Regions from separate parts of the Homo sapiens genome. Here region 1 is linked to region 2. Evidence: read pairs that join two places in POLR2A ChIA-PET (ENCODE). Cell type or tissue: endothelial cell of umbilical vein. All regions are shown on one strand. Links, peaks and the distances in the headings refer to the core of each region. The heading gives the core; the rest is flanking DNA.

Region 1 (2,915 bases), core at 86-2,585, 180 kb after region 2:
GTGGAGTCTCACTCTGTCACCCAGGCTGGAGTACAGTGCCACGATCTCTGCTCACTGCAACCAGTGCCTTCCGGGTTCAAGCAATTCTGCCTCAGCCTCTTGAGTAGCTGGGATTACAGGCACCCGCCACCATGGCCAGCTAAATTTTGTATTTTTAGTAGAGAAGGGGTTTCACCATGTTGCCTGGGCTGGTCTTGAACTCTGACCTCAAGTGATCCACCTGCCTCAGCCTCCCAGAGTGCGGGGATTACAGGCATGAGCCACTGTGCCCAGCCAATTTCATAAATGTCTTTAATTCCTTAAAGGAGCTGCAAATACCAAGGAACCACTAGTGGATCATTAGGAACCATCTGTACTTATGACAGGGCGGTGGGATAACTTTCAAAAGCAAACAAACGAAACTAGTAGACTTGAAGACTTAGGTTCCAGCTTTAGCTCTGACATTAGTGTGTATCTTATCTTAGGCATGCCAACCTCCCTGGTCTTCATCTGTGCACTAGAGATAATAATGCCTCATAAGGTGGTTATAATAATAATTGGGTGATTGTATACACAAAAGCTCTGTTCCCAATAAAAGGTTTCTGAATTTATACATCTAGGAAGATGAATCTGGTCATTTTACATGAGGTGACTTAAGAGTTCAGCCCAGTAGAAGAATAATCAGAAGACTGCTGACAGCTGTGGCCTTATGTCTTCTTACTTCTCTGGGCCTATTTCTTTATCTTTAAAATGACAGCAGTTTCTGCTGGCTTTCCAGTTGAGATTTTTGTGACCATCAGGGGATACTGTGAGTGTAAATTATCTCTCTCCCTGTTGCAGTTTAGTACTTCACCACTCTCCTGGCTTATTGGCTCAGCTCCCCAATTTGGGTCTTGCCTCTCTCCACTTTAGCTTTCACACTTCCCAGCCTACAGAGATGGGATTTAGTTACTGCCGTGCTTCAGTGGCACCTGTTAACCGTCAGGTTAAAACGCAAACACCTTTGCATATCATTTAATACCCTTTATCATCTGGCCTGTCCACCACTGTAGTGTGGTATTAAGAAGCACAAGCTTTGGAGTAGGCATATCTGGCTTTGTGTACAATTTCTTCCACTATTAGCTAGGTGGCCTCAGTGAGCCCCTGCAGAATGACCTCCTAAGAGTGAAAATGGAATGGAATCATGTGCTCAGCATCATTTCTAGCAATAAGTTCTTGGTGAGATGCTTCATCTCCCTCCATTCTTCATGCAGCCTTTGATTCAGCCATTCTGAAGACATGCCTGCCTATCTTCATATGTAGTCTTTCCTTGGAATGTCTTTTCCTCCCTTGCCTTTCTGACTGGCTCCTGCTCAGACTTTAAGCTAAGTCTTACCTCCTTAAAAATATTCCAGACCCCCAGCCTTCAGGATGGGTTAGATGTGCACAGTCCTTGCTCCTATAGAGGCAGTTCCTGTCTCCATCATTGCCATTAGCCATCAGGGTGATTTGGAAATCTTGGTTGTTATTCCTGGCTTTCTCCCTCACTAGACTGTGATCCCCTTGAGGACAGTATCTTGTTCCCTTCTGTATCCCTAGTTTCTACCACATGGAATGACATAAAGTAGGCTTTCCTGAGTGTTTGTTCAATGATTAAATACGTCTGAATGTGATTTGCTGGGAATTTAAGTCGGGGAGCAGTTGTAGCAGCGGGAGCAATGAGGAGACACCAGGAGGCGCATTGATGGTTACAGATTCCTCCACCCTAGCTTTCAACTTTGCTTTTGCCCTCTTCACCCTTCCCAGGTCACCAAAGTGAAAACAGATCGACCTTTACCGGAGAATCCCTATCACTCAAGACCAAGACCGGATCCCAGCCCTGAGATCGAGGGAGATCTGCAGCCTGCCACACATGGCAGCCGCTTTTATTTCTGGACCAAGTAAAGATGGGTCCGTGGCCCACACTCGGTCATGTGCTCAGACAACGACTGATGAAAACGCCCATGCGGTTTGCATCGACTGATAGTGTGTTCTTTCCGGGATCACAAACATTAACAAAAAAGTTAACTTATGTGACTTGGCAGTTATTCTATACCATTTCCTGTCCATTAAAATTTTTAAAGGAAACGGTTGTATTTTATTATGTTTTATGTGACCTTTTGGCCTTTAAAGATGACTTCCCCTTGCTTTTTTCTTCTTGTGGTCCTGCCTGTTCCTCTTGCTTTGCTTTAGGCACTCGCTCATGTGGCTGGGGATCCCTGTTAGAACAGGCAGAAGTGGCCATGTGAAGGAAAGGCTTTGTTACTTTAGGCAGCTCCTTGGGGTGTGTCTGTGTTCACACATTTTGAAGTCTCAGCTCTCTTTCCTTCCATCCAACGTCTTAGGCAAATAGATTTCTCTAAAGGTCATACAAGGGGAGCCTCCAGGATAGAAGTGCAGAAACTTCTTTGAGGCATGACTCGGAATGGGAGGGGCCCCTAGCAGGGTCTCATGCAGTCTTGCTCAAAGTTTCTTGAAGAACCGAACTTCCACCACTTCCCCTTGATATCCCATCCTCAAGCATTATAACCCAGATGTTTTTCCTGATAGACAAGGGAGGTGGAGGCTGAACTTCCAGCTCCAAAGCCAGGAAGTCTGGAGGTCTGAGTGTCAATTCCAACCTTGGGTGTGTTCCTTAACCTCTTGCAAGAGGTTGAGTTTGAGGACAAACTAAAGGGCACATGCTTATCTACCTCCTGGGCAGGTTAAAGCCACAAGTGTTTATAAAGCTCTTTGGTTCAAAGCACTATTATGTCTTTTTTCCCCTTTCATTCAATTCTTTTTTCACTACTAGGCTGTTTCCTCCACATCTGACTGGGTCATTTTATGCCTTCTGGTTATGGCTTTAAATTGCGTATGACCCCGCATAAGTCTTCTCAGCTCCCTGGGCCTTGGTTACCTCTTTGCGGCACTCTAAA
Region 2 (2,915 bases), core at 127-2,626:
AAGTTATGGTAGACCCATATTATGGAATACTGTATCACAATGAAATAATAAATTGTATCTATTATGTACACACATGGACAGATGACCATGATTGTTACAGGGTAAGAAAAAAAAGCAAACATCAGAATATGAATAGTTCCCCTCTCTCCTTCTAAAAAATTATATGGCCGGGCGCAGTGGTTCATGCCTGTAATCCCAGCAATTTGGGAGGCTGAGACAGGTGGATCACCTGAGTCAGGAGTTCAAGACCAGCCTGGCCAACATGGTGAAACCCCATCTCTACTAAAAAAAAATAAAAAATTAGCTGGGTGTGGTGGCGGGCGCCTGTAATCCCAGCTACTCAGGAGGCTGAAGCAGGGAAAACTGCTTGAACCAGGGAGGCAGAGGTTGCAGTGAGCCGAGATTGCGCCAATGCACTCCAGCGTGGGCGACAGAGCAAGACTCCATTGCAAAAAAAAAAAAAAAAAAATTATATATGGCCAGGCAGAGTGGCTCACACTTGTAATCCCAGCGCTTTGGGAGGCTGAGGCAGAAGGACCGCTTGAGGCCAGGTGTTTGAGACCAGCCTAGGAAACAAAGCAAAAAAAAAAAAGCCAGGTGTGGTGGTGCATAGCTGCAGTCCCAGCTACTCAGGAGGCTGAGGTGGGAGAATTGCATGAGCCAAAGAGTTCAAGGCTGCAGTGAGCTATGATTGTGCCACTGCATGATGGGCGACAGAGTGAGACACTGTCTCAAAGGCAAAACAAAATGAAACGAACACACACACACACACACACATATATGCACAGAGAAAGGAGGTCTGGAAAGATATATACCTAATTTTAAAGGAGTAGGGCCTGGTGAGATTTTTTTTTTAACTTTCTGCATTCCAACTTATTTTGTAATTTCCAACACACACACACACACACACACACACACACACACACACACACACACACACACACCAGACAGGAAAAAAATTCTCAAATTCTCTCTGGCCTGAATATTTCATAGGACTTTGAAAGTCATTAAACTGAATAGAAGAGGTGGTTAATTCTTCTGGCAAGTGTGAGAATTTCCATACCCAGTGTTTCTTTTTGAGAGAGGCTGTAGGAGAGAAGAGATGGAGAATGAATTGCTCCAGCATTACTCATTCTCAGCACATCCAAACAGGTAGTCTCATTCTTGTCCCTGTCACCACTACAGCCCTGACACAGAGTCACAGAGAAACTCTTTGATAAATGTCAACTGAAATTGAGTAATCATCTGAAAGCCATTTGCTGAGCTGTCTGACTGCCCTGGGCTCGAGGTTTTCCTTTATTCATTTATCATGATACAGCTTTGGCCAACATACACACAGGAGAGAAATTGTTGACATGTGGAACCCAAGTACAGAAAATCTTTCATTTTCCTCCCTGTCTGTTCACCAAATAAGTTTTTGTTTATTTAAAGACTACAGAGGATTTGGCTGTTAAGAACCAAATGCCTTTGGAGTGGAATTACAACATAATTTATCATTTCCTCTGTTTATTAAAAAATCCTGCATCTTTGAGAAGCACATTTGCAGTGAGTGGGGGATTTCGGCCACTCATGAAAGACTGTTGCAAAGCCCCTGTCATGTGGCTTACCCCAAAAGAGGCTCCTTAATTGCTCTATCTATCCCTGCTCTTCCCCCAGCTGACTTCTGATCATGTGATGACCACTTAGGGCTGGTGGATGGGGTTAGAGGACAGGTAAGTGGGGCAGGAGACTGTGTTAGTTTAACTTTGACCCAATTTTGACCTTGAATCCTCACTGCATGTTTCACCAGTGTAAGTAAAGAGGGAAGTGCAACCCTTATTACCTCCAGCACAGGAGAGAATCTGGAGGAAGTCAAAGAGCAAAGAGAAGTTGGATGTTGCTTTGAAAGAACTCAGCCAGGCCTTGCCACCACCAAAGTGGGCTCCATTCTGAAAGCAGACACCTTGCAGAACTGGAATGAACTTCCTACTTTTCCACCCAATAGATTATTATAGACAGCAATTTAGTTCAGTGCACTATGTACCCCCCCAAAACAGGGGTCATATCTTTCCCATTTTTGTATTGCCAGTACATAGTTCAGCACCTGACAAACAATTGGTGCTCACTAAATGCTAATGAAGGCAGCAGGACACAGTGGTTCCTTCCAGATTGGTGAGGTGCTGAGAGAGTGTGAGCCCAGAGAAGGCATGGAAGCTCCACACCCTCTCCCTCTCCCTCAACCTTGCCCTGTGTACCTCCTTCATTGGGCTGTTCAGCTGTATCTTTTATAATAAACCAGTGAACGTGTTTCCCTGAGTTGTGTGAGCTGTCCTAGGAAATTAACTGAACCAAAGGAAATCAAGGACTCTAGTTTGTAGTTGGTCAGTCAGGAGTATGGGTGGCCCAGACTCATGACTGGCATCAAAAGTGTTGGCAGTCTTGGGAGATGGAGCCCTCAACCTGTGGGATCTGACACTATTTCCAGGTAATGTCAGAAATGAATTGAATTATAGGATACCCAGTTGGTGTCTGCTGGAGAATTGCTTGGTGTGTGGGGGAAACAAACTCACACACCTTGTCACAGAAGTGTTCCATGTTGAGTGTGAAAGTACAAAAGGAAAAAAAGTTTGTTTTTTTCCTTTTACATTAGCACATCAGGCCTCAATTTGAATGCCAGCTCTGCTACTTGCTAGGTGTGTAACCCTGCACAAGAAACTTCACCTCTATGTAAATGACGCTGACAATGAATCATGAAAACCTTCTACCACTGATCAGCTTTGCTTTGTTACTTTGGGCAAATTACCTAATACTGTCAAGACTTAGTTTTCCTATTTGTAAATGAAGATAATACACATCTCTTAAGTTTACTGTCAAGATTATAAATAATGCCTAGAACTATACCTAACTCATAATGGCTATATTAGGAATGAATGAAT

Evidence for each region. Peaks named below come from ENCODE experiments on the same cell type or tissue, not always from the same donor. Only the 100,000 strongest peaks of a DNase experiment are listed, where the experiment ranks them.
Region 1: POLR2A ChIA-PET joins it to region 2 with 5 read pairs; 1 of 35 experiments calls an interaction of 5 or more read pairs at or near these places.

The regions. Positions count from the first base shown.
Region 1 is chr9:122,143,228-122,146,142 of GRCh38, reverse strand. It overlaps NDUFA8 (NADH:ubiquinone oxidoreductase subunit A8), which reads left to right. Exons shown (of 4, transcript NM_014222.3): 4 at 1,765-2,085. The coding sequence ends at 1,902. Among named protein-coding and RNA genes, the nearest start is that of NDUFA8, 15 kb to the left of the region's middle. In endothelial cell of umbilical vein, for the core only: a CTCF peak has its summit at 1,121; DNase peaks (open chromatin) are centred at 1,132, 2,072 and 2,302; H3K27ac peaks cover 851 bases.
Region 2 is chr9:122,323,661-122,326,575 of GRCh38, reverse strand. MRRF (mitochondrial ribosome recycling factor) reads right to left here. Exons shown (of 7, transcript NM_138777.5): 7 at 1-2,915. Among named protein-coding and RNA genes, the nearest start is that of PTGS1, 46 kb to the left of the region's middle. In endothelial cell of umbilical vein, for the core only: no CTCF peak of the experiment used is centred there; a DNase peak (open chromatin) is centred at 1,335; H3K27ac peaks cover 415 bases.